Linked DNA regions of Homo sapiens: region 2 is linked to region 1. A link is a loop called in an ENCODE intact Hi-C map of the cell type or tissue named here. Cell type or tissue: heart right ventricle. All regions are shown on one strand. Each heading gives the region's core, and the rest is flanking DNA. Links, peaks and the distances in the headings are about the cores only.

Region 1 (5,383 bases), core at 173-5,172:
CTGTTAACCAACACCTGTCTGATCCAAAGGCATGCTTTTTCCCCTTCTCCTGTGGCTCTCCATGTGCCTCTTTCCAATGCCAAGTTCATTGGCAACTTCATCAGGGCAAGAGGGAAAATAAAGAATTTTGTTCAATAATGAAATCTGCCAAGAGTTGTTCTAGGCGTTGGGATTACAGTGATGAGAAAGACAGCAAAAGACATGGCTGAGCAGGGAGCAGGTTTGTGAAAAGACTGGACTGAAGGGGGAGAGGAAGAAGGTAGAAGAAAGCAGGCACTAGAGCCACGCTCTGTGGCATTAGTTATGGACATCTCTCCTCCCTAGCACCAGGAGAGTTGAGGGTACTACCTCCTGAGAGAGTGCATCTATTTAATTTTTGCCAGGATAAATTTCCTCAGATTTCTAGCTTGGCAGATATAGTGTATGTATGCCCTTGGACTGACCATGTTCAAGTTCTGCAAGATAAAGGACAGAGCTCAAATTCAAGACCTGGCCTCTTACACTTAGTCCCACTATATAGATGAGGCCACTGGGGCTCAGAGACTTTAATAGCAATGACTATTTCCTGCCTACTTCCCCCCCCCATATTGAATGAGAGAGCAGACTAAACAGAGGTCTATAAAGGTAAGAGCACGGCACAAATGTAAGATGGTATGATTCAAGGCGGAAGCTAAGGTATCTTTTTGGTTGAATCACCTGTTTGCTGCACTCTGGGTAGAATCTGGGACTCTGATTGACATACAGCAAATTTCTATAAATTCCTATTTGGTGAGGGGTCAGTAACAGTGACGAGTCAAGATGAGCTCATTTCCATTACATAAAGACTCTTTCTACCTCAAGAAAAAAAAAAACACAGGGATTCTAAAATGCTTGTAACACTTAGCCTATCTAAAGCCTAGCTTAAAATTAGGAAAACAGGATATAATCAGAGCCTCTAATAACAGGTTCTCCCCAGAGGGACATCTAGAAGGATGGAGGAAAAGGGTTAAGATATAGTCTCATTTAGTAAGTCAACTTTATGAACCTGAAAATATTAAGACCTTTGGGGGTGTATCAGTAAGGGTTTAGGGTTGCAAATAATGGAAATGAACTGAAAGTCATTCTGCTCATTTCTTGCTCAAAAAAGGAATTTAGTGGAACAACATTGGGTAGCCCACAGAATCAACAGGAAGGATGAAGAATCCTACTCTTCAGGGAGAACAGCCACAGTCATGCCCTAGAAACCTACTTAGGGTGCCATTCTCGCTGCCACTTGACCTGAGACACTGCCTCTTCTAGCACTGTGTCACTACCATTAGACCCTGGATTCTGGTTGTTGCCACTGGCAGAACTAGTCCTACAGCATCCCTGATTCTTTTTGTCATACCTCTTGAGACTCAAAGCCCTGTAGTGAAGGTATCTGGTAGAGTTGTTTTAAGTCACATGACTATGACTTTGCCTCCAAGATTACCAGAGAATAGGAGTCTGACCCTTGGAGCTTACTCTGTAGGGTGGGGTGACCTGCTTTCCACCTGGACTCACACAATGGTGAACTCTCCTAGCATAGAAGAGGTTAAGATGACAGGCAGACAACATGGCAACTAGTGTCCCTGCAACGTATCTGGAGGGGAGGGGAGGGGAGAGGAGGGGAGGAGGAAGGGGAAGGGGAGGAGGAAGGGGAAGGGGAGGAGAAAGGGGAGGAGGAAGGGGAAGGGGAGGAGGAAGGGGAAGGGGAGGAGGAAGGGGAAGGGGAGGAGGAAGGGGAAGGGGAAGGGAAGTATCTGGTTGAGAAAATTCCATCGGACACTGATTACATAGTCTCATGACTTTTAGAGAAAGAGAGACTTCTTCTTGGCATCTTACTCTGTTCTCTTCAGCAGATGGACACTGAGGGTTAGAAACCTCCCCACCACCAGCAGCCTTTCACCAGGTCCTATTCAATCTTTGGCAGCTTGGAGAGACTCAGTCTGGTCCACCCCACCCCACCTCCAGCTTCATCTTATGCTATCCTGCTCACCTGCCCTAATCCTTCAAGTTCCTCACCCCAGTCTCTCAGGTTGCTGCCCCATCCTGTTTCTCCCCTCCAGCACACAGCCAAAATCCAAATGAAGTCTAGAACTTTAACAAGTGTCCGATAATGGAGTCACACAATATGAAGGCCTTGGTAGCTGGAGAGCAGGCTCCACTCTCATTCCAGCATGGAAATGCCACACCAATGAATCTTCCTGTTTTTAACTAGATAGCTCTGCCTACTCTGGCTAACATACCTAGTAGCCAGAAATCAAATGCCAAAATGCCCCATCCTGAGCCTTGTGCCTGCACCCGCCAAAACAAGTCTTTCAGGGCTGACTAGAAGATTCCGGATCTTGGAACAAAACAGCCTCACAGCTCCAGGCTCTGCATGGTGACTCATTCCTCACGGAGAAGTTAAACCTCCCTTTGGGAGAAAGAGCTAAGCTACAGGTACTCCAAGACCAATTCCAAAAGCCCTCCAGGAACAGGGCTCAGAGGGAGCCAGGGAAAGTGGAGACAGGGTGGCAGGGCTGGGAGGGTGCCAGAGGACAGGAAATGAGCTTCTGCCCTTCGGTTAGTTTCCAGGAGTGATTCCTTCCAGCCAGGCTGAATGGGATGCACACAGCTACCTCCCTGATGGGGTTTCAATGTTTGTTTCCTCTCCAAAGCTGCAGCTGGAGAGGACAGTCATGCAAAAATGAAAACAGAACTAAGAATCTTTCTTCAACTTTCTTTCAGCCCAATTGAAGTAGAAAATGCAGTCAAAAGATAGAAAATAACATATTGGCAATATTTGTAATTCAGCACAGAATTAATCAATAATATTGCTTAAGAAATGTTTGTTTGGTTTTTACATGTCTAGAATCCTGGGAAGAAAATCTAGTTTAAAGAGAGAGAAAGTTAGAAACTTTGAGATTCTGATGGAAATGTCTTCTGGGTACTTTTAAAGTCTAAGTTAATGGTCTTGGTTCTATTTAAAATATGTGTGATTTCCTTATTAAAGAAGAAATATCTGTTTATTGTAGGAAAAAATCAAAATTCAATTAATGGAAAATATTTTTAAAAATTTCTCCTCCCATTAGATGTGCATACATTCCAGATTTTTTTATACATTAATGCTTTGTTTTTATAAAAATGGAATTCTACATATTTTGTAATCATTTTTCCTTTCGATTATATCAATAACATCTAATTTAGATTGTTATTCTAAATGGATATATAGTGCATCATTATATTGGCATTCCATCATCTAGTCAATAAATCTCTATTACTGAATATTTACTGTGTTTCCAATTTTGGGTATTATAAACAACATTCTAATAGGCACTCTATCTTGCATATGAATTGCCCGGTCATTTCTTTAGGATATATTCCTCAATGTGAAATTACCATATCATATTTATTAAATGTTGATATATATACCAAACTGCCTTCCAGTAGGGTCGGATCAAATTGCACTTCCCCAAACCATGAATGCCTTTTCTCTGCTGCACTCACTATTATGGGTGCTGTCATTCTTTTCTGTATTTCTTAGCTGTATCCAAGTTTACTTGATAATTGTTTTTATTTGCTTTGATAAAAATATCACGAGAATTCTTTTTCTTTTGATTGCATGTGTGAGATAAGGTCAAACTTAATCATTGTCAGTTAATGGAAAAAAAGTAGGAAGAGTGGGAAGGAGATAAGGTAGAGTCCACTGAGGTAAGTAAACAAGAATTAGAAGTAACTGTCTACAAATATCATCATGCCCCCACCCCAGGGAAAAAGGAGGCATTAGAAACCGACTTTGGGTCAATTTCCCATGCTGTTGGACCAAGAACTCTTTCAGTGCTATCCCAAATAGTGCAAGGACCTGCACACCATTTTTAAGTTGGAGGCTTCCAATTCAGGTGATGTCAGGTGACGTGTATATATAACACACAGATGGCATACATTTGAGCAGAATTGGATTTGCTTGGTCTGCAGAAGACCACCCAAGAAAAATTTTGGAGATTCTCAGAGGTATGAAACTGAGCTTAGCCCTCACCTGGTGTAGGACCTCAAGCCTTTCCACTGATGAGCAACTGTTAACAACATAACTAGAACTCCCAGCCCCAAATACTAGAGACTTGTTAGGGCCCAGGTGAAAGAACTGATGACTCTTTTGAAGTGTTCCTCACATGCTGTTGGTTTCCTTTCTTTTATATTTACATGCGTAATCTCTTTTAATTATCACAGCAAACGTTTGAAGTAGATTTTATTATTTTTCCCGCTCTACAGATGGATGAGCTGGAGCTGAGACCACTATGGCAAAGCCACAGCATGAATCCATGTCATCTAATTCATGCCCTTTACACTATTACCACCTGGTAGAGTTTGCAGTAACACTACTCACTTCTATTGCAGTTAGAGCAGAGGCTCCAACAAGAGCCCAGCGGTGGCCAGATTTCTTCCTGCTTTACCAGATAAGAAAGAAAACAGTAATTGGGTGACAATACCTAAATTCCCTTTGGGGTTCTGGGCATAAGAGAAGTGTTACATGTGCCTTCCTTCATAGGATAACAGACTCCAATGCTTACAGGACTTCTGAGAGATGTTAAGAAATCAATCCCCATTAGGCAAATTAAATCTAAATAAATAACACCCACTCTGCATCTTCCTGGAAAAACCCATCCCAGGCCCATATGGCTTCAGGCAAGTTGCTTAGAAATCATGAAGATCATGTAGAGACACAGGATGCAAATGCAAGACACCGATCATTTGGTCTCCTCCTTTCCATGGCAGCTTTCCACCAGGAGGCTATGGGAAGGTCATGGCCACCAGATGTTGCTGAGGACAAGAAAACTTGTTCCTGGCTGGGCTTTGCCAGAAGCCTCCCTCCACCCTGCTGTACCCATGGTGTTCTGACAACCCTGTGGTGCTCACATCCACAGTGGCCTCTCCATTGCTTCCAGTGGCCCATCTGCCTGGGCAGCAGGAATCAGAGGGGTGTGACATGGAGACACAGACCATCTAGTACTAAATGTTTGTTAAGGCTGAGTAGAGTCTGGAATGTTGGCTTGAGGGCTGCTGTCTGAACCATCAAAGCAATGAAAAACTTAAACGAATATGCCATTTGAGATGTTCTCCGAGGTGGGTGAGCTCTTACAAGCAAAAACTGGAAGAACTACTCTGGTAGAGGAAATTCCTTTGGACACTGATTCAAGTTCTGGCTGTGCCACAGTGGTGTCATCTCACATACCTCCCCACTAACCTGCTCTCCCCATACTATGTTGAATTTTCTGTCTTTAGCCAAAGCCTCTTTCAGCCTAAATGAGACCTTCTACTGGTGGAGCTTCAAAGCACTCCATCTCCCGGCATCCCCCACCTTCTCAAATTTCATTTAAAAGACCATGAAACACCATCTCTACTC
Region 2 (5,383 bases), core at 252-5,251, 520 kb before region 1:
GATATGGTAAAAATTGACTTATATGGTAACTATCTGTTTACATATCTTTTCAATTGTAGGCCTTTTGAAGACAAGGCTTGTCTTTTTCAATTTTTATATCCCCTAAAGCCACTGGCCTCATGCCTAGTACATAATAGGTGCTTTATGGAAAACAATAATCCATTTAGCAAGTCCTAATTGAGCCAAGATGTAGTACTCTAAAGCATTCATGTTTTCTTTAAATGGGTTGAGAAAAATACATATGCAAGCAAGTACATCATTGCAAATAAGGAATTTGATGCACAAGCAGAGGTTCTTTTTGGGAAAAATTATGACTTAGAGCACTATGTGTGTACTTCATTGCTTGTGAGAATGCAATGTCATATGCCTGAAATTATAAGGCTACTGTATCTTGGGCTGTCTAAACTGGGCTTTAACTCAAGCACCTAGCATGACACCTAAGACGGAGAACACATTTAATCCATTTGGCAATTTGTTTAACTGTGATTTGTTAAAGGACCAACTCAGCCATTTGTCTCACATTAATTCAGCATCATTTCAATGCCATTGGCAATGTCAGCACCAAGCTTTAAGCATAGATGGATAATGAATCAGTTAGGATAACATCACCTGTCAACTATAGAAACCCCCAAGTCAAATTGACCGAAGTTGAAGGATGTTTGTAGATAATACGAAAAGAAATCCAGAAGGAGGCCAATTTTAGGGTTGGCTCTTCAATCACTAAATAATATCATAAAGACCTCTTTACTTCTATCGTAAGAGTCTTTGTATTTTCTGACCTGCTATGCTCCAGCTAACTCCTCTCAGGGTGCCAAGAAGGCTGCCTCATTTCAGCCACGGCACCTTTTGGCAGAACAAGAGGCTGCATCATGAAGTAAATGGAGGGATCTTTTCCGCAAACCTCCCAAAAGACTTCCTTCCATTTATTAGTGCTAACCAAAAGTGGGGGCACATCCCCACTCAAAACCAATCGCTGGCCAGGCAAAGGAATCACCATGCTTGTGATGTGAAACATATGGTTTCGTGGAGAAGGGTATAATTCCCAATCTACCACGGGTTCTGTTAGAAAGAAACAAGGGGGTGAAATGCTGAAAAGGCAACCAACAAAATCTACAGTCACCAGTGCCAGTAACTGAACCCAAACTATATATATTCCTTTTTTTTTTTAATAATTTCTATTTTTCTTGCTGTCCCCTTCTCTGAGTCAGCCATGCTTTTGTTAAACTATGTTGAGAAGTTAAAACTTACTGGTATCATATCAATATTAATTACTTTTATCCTAAAGTGGAAAAACACACAAGTACACACAGACATACACAATTGTTGTTTGCCAACCTCATTCTTGCCATAGTTTTTGAAAATGAAAAAATCTTTGTCAGTTGCCAACCTCTTGAGTTTCCATCCTGTGTCAGAATTTATTCCTCTGGCTTCCAAGTAGAGAATGATGGCTTATGGCTCAGATGAAGCCCTTGAAATTGGGATCACTTAATGGAAACAGACATTTACCCTTCCAGATAGAGTCAAAATGTTTAGCCCACAACTGAAATTTAACTTCTTTTTGTAATTTTCAGAGTCTGCAAAATGGAATGTAAGTTTAAGGAAATGCCCTTGAAGCTTTTTTTTTTTTTTTTTTTTTTGGCAAAGAAAGAAATGCAAGAGATTCCTTTACTATTTTTAAATTTCTAAAAATGTGTCTCTTTTATTTTAACGATTAAATCAATAAGCCAATCTTTACCATTCTTAAATCACCGCACAAGCTTGCATTTGCAAACACATTGTACACTTTTTAAATAACTTTTATATTATTTGATATTTGGTTCTCAAAATAGCTACATAAGGTAGGTGGAACCAGTCTTGTTATCATTGTAAATGGGAAAAGTGAGTTTCAGAGATGTTAACTGACTTGACTTGAAGTCACACAACATGGTAGTGGCAAAGCATGGCCTGGTGGTGAGCTATTATAATTCTTAAACTACATTTCCCTAATCACAAGTAGTTATATGATAATGTGTTCTCCTTTTTTTTTTTCCAATTATTTGAGTGAACAGATCAAATATCAAAAAGAACCTCCAACTTGTGGGAATTAGGAAATTCCACAGAGGATTATCAAAGTTATAGTAACTACCTTTCCTATTGGTAGGTTTGAGTATTGAAAATAGTCACTTGAGGCCAGGTGCAGTTCCTCACACCTGTAACCCCAGCACTTTGGGAGGCCAAGGCGGGTAGATCACCTGAGGTTTGGAGTTCGAGAGCAGCCTGGCCAACATGGTGAAACCCTGTGTCTACTAAAAATACAAAAATTAGCCGGGCATGGTTGCACATGCCTGTAATCCCAGCTACTCGGGAGGCTGAGACGGGAGAATCGCTGGAACCCAGGAGGCGGAGGTTGCAGTGAGCCGAGATCTTGCCATTGCACTCCAGCCTGGGCAAAAAGAGTGAAACTCTGTCTCAAAAATAAAATAAAGAAAATAATCACTTGAAAAAGAGAGGGTCATTTCACTCTTGTTTAGAGGGAAACGATAATTTTAAGGGTCCCATTTGAATCTAAGTTTTGCATGTTGAGTCTTTGAATGAAATGAATGCATATTATAGGGGAAAGTCTGCAGTCTCACTTCCTATGAGACTATATGTGTTGGATCTTTGACTTGTGCACATTAAGGTGGGCGTTTCCTTTCTTCCTTCCTTCCATCTAATCATTTCCTGGCTATGTGTGCAATTCTGGAGCCACTTTCACACTGCAGAAGTTCAACCTGCAGATCTTTGGAAAGGGGCCTTGATTCTCCTTTGCTATTTTAGCAGCTTGTGCCTTCATCTCCAGGAGTCCTTATTCATTCACTCTAAGTTATAGTTTCCACATGAAGTCACCTGATTTGCAATGAGTGTCTTTCTGCAGTAATTAGCTCCCCACTCGGGGAGAGCACAGCTGCACATTAAGTCCAGTTGATCCAACATCAACACATGGCTCACTGCTGCACGGCAGACATGAGCTTCCTACTGCACCTACAAACAAATACACGGATCCATTTTCTTCCCCAGAAACCAGCCTGAATACAGCCTCCTGTTTTTCAAGACACGGAATGTGCTGGCAGCACCAAAGCCGAGGTTATTCTTGGTTTCTGATCTATTTCCCCTCCCCTCTTTTCCCATCTACGTTTGCTTAGAAGACATATCATGTCATGAGCAGTGCCTGCTCTTTGCAGACTTTCCTTTGGGGTTATTATTATTATTAATATTAGTATTTTAAATCTCTGGTAGCAGTTGGCTCTGGTGCCTTTTGTGCATTTGGAGAAGTGTATAGAGAGGCAGGCAGATTGGCCCCACCTCATGGAGGTGTCAGGGGAAGAAGGACTCAGGGGGCAGAGGACACTCTGAATTTCACCTGCTGTGCTCTGGTCTGGAGATGGTCCAGGGCCAAGTGCTCAAGATATGCTGACCTGATTTTGTGCAGAGCAGCTCATTGAAAAAGAGACTAAAGGCTGCATGTCAGTGTGCCAGATCAAGAGCACATGGAACTGAGCTCAAATCAAAAATGACAAGAAGATAAGATGCCAAGTTCTGATGGAAGGATGTATGCATGTGGTGTAGGGGCATCAGAGTTTGTATATAAGGCACCGTGTAAAGAACTAACATTGAATATTAAAATATCACTGTTTCATATATTTAGCTGTATATTTTTAAGTGACACAATAGTGATTATAACCTCCATCTTCCTCACCAAAACATATTATTTGGCTCTCCTGTTCAACCAAACAGTTTTAACCAAATAATAAAAACATACCCAAGTTCCTCTGGAGCAGGCTGGAGTCATCTAGCAGATAGTTACACAGTCGTGCATTGCTTAAAGACAGGGGCCTGGTTTGAGAAATGTGATGTTAGGCGATTTGTTATTGTGCAAACTTCATAGAGCACACAAACACAAACCTAAATGGTGTAGCCTACGACACACCAAGGCTATATGGTATAGCCTATTGCTCCTAGACTACAAACCCGTACAGCATGTTACTGTACTGAAAACTAGGGAATTGTAACACAATGGGTATTTGTGTCTCTAAGCAGATCTAAACATAGAAAAGATACAGTAAAAATACAGTATAAAAGATAAAAACTGGTACACCTACATGCCATGAATGGAGCTTCCAGGACTGGAAGTTGCTCTGGGTGAGGCAGGAGTGAGTAATGAGTGATTGTGAAGGCCTAGGACCTGACTATATACTACCGTAGATTTTATAAACACTGGACACTTAGGCTACACTTACAAGTATAAAAACTATTTTTTTCTTCAATAATAAATTAACTTTAGCTTGCTGTAAATTTTTTACTTTATAACTTTTTTAAACTTTTTAACTCCTGTAATAACATTTAGCTGAAAACACAAACACATTGTACAACAGAATAAAAATATTTTCTTTATATCCTTATTCTATAAGCTTTTTTACCATGTTAATTTTTTATTTTTTTATTTTTTATTTTTTTACTTTTTAAGCTTCTTTGTTAAAAATGAAGACACAAATACACACATTAGCTGAGGCCTACCTAAGATCAGGATTGTCAAAATCACTGTCTTCCACCTCCACATCTTCTCCCACAGGAAGGTCTTCAAGGGCAATAGCATGCATGGAGCTGTCATTTCCTATGATAACAATGCCTTCTTCATGTCTTCCTGAAGGACCCATCTGAACTTGTTTTACAATTCACTTTTTTTTTTTTTTTTTTTTTTTTGAGATGGAGTTTCGCTCTTTATTGCCCAGGCTGGAGTGCAGTGGCGCAATCTCGGCTCGCTGCAACCTCTGCCTTCCAGGTTCAAGTGATTCCCCTGTCTCAGCCTCCTGAGTAGCTGGGATTACAGGTGCCCACCTCCATGCCTGGCTAGCATTTTTAGTAGAGACGGGGTTTCACCATGTTGGCCAGGCTGGTCTTGAACTCCTGACCTCAGGTGATCCGCCCACCTTGGCCTGGTGGGCTAGGTGTGAGCCACCGCGCCTGGCCAACATTCTTTTTAGTAAGTAGAAAGACCATACTCTAATGATAAAAAGTAACATATAGTAAATATAAAACCAGTGACATCATTGTTTATTATCATTATCAATTATTATGTACTGTACATCATAGTGTGTGCTAGACTTTTATACAATTGACAGCATCGTGGGTTTGTTTATACCAGCATCACCACAAACATGTAATGTCTTGCATTATGATGCTATGATGGTGACGTCATGATGGGTACAATATTACCATGGCTACGATGTCACTAGGCAATAGGAACTTTTCAGCTCCATTATAATCTTATGAGACCACCATCATATATGCAGTCCATCATGGACTGAAACATTATTATGTGTTGTGAACCGAGTCTTCTCTTTGCTTTTTTCAGGGCATTTTCTAT

What was found. Peaks named below come from ENCODE experiments on the same cell type or tissue, not always from the same donor. Only the 100,000 strongest peaks of a DNase experiment are listed, where the experiment ranks them.
Region 2: a loop joins it to region 1, with 5 times the contacts of the local background. A loop is called at or near these places in 4 of 110 quality-filtered maps.

The regions. Positions count from the first base shown.
Region 1 is chr2:217,704,923-217,710,305 of GRCh38, forward strand. All of the region lies in intron 2 of DIRC3 (disrupted in renal carcinoma 3), which reads right to left. Among named protein-coding and RNA genes, the nearest start is that of DIRC3, 83 kb to the right of the region's middle. In heart right ventricle, for the core only: no CTCF peak of the experiment used is centred there; DNase peaks (open chromatin) are centred at 2,459 and 4,819; H3K27ac peaks cover 1,079 bases.
Region 2 is chr2:217,180,254-217,185,636 of GRCh38, forward strand. No RefSeq gene overlaps it. Among named protein-coding and RNA genes, the nearest start is that of DIRC3-AS1, 100 kb to the right of the region's middle. In heart right ventricle, for the core only: no CTCF peak of the experiment used is centred there; a DNase peak (open chromatin) is centred at 2,945.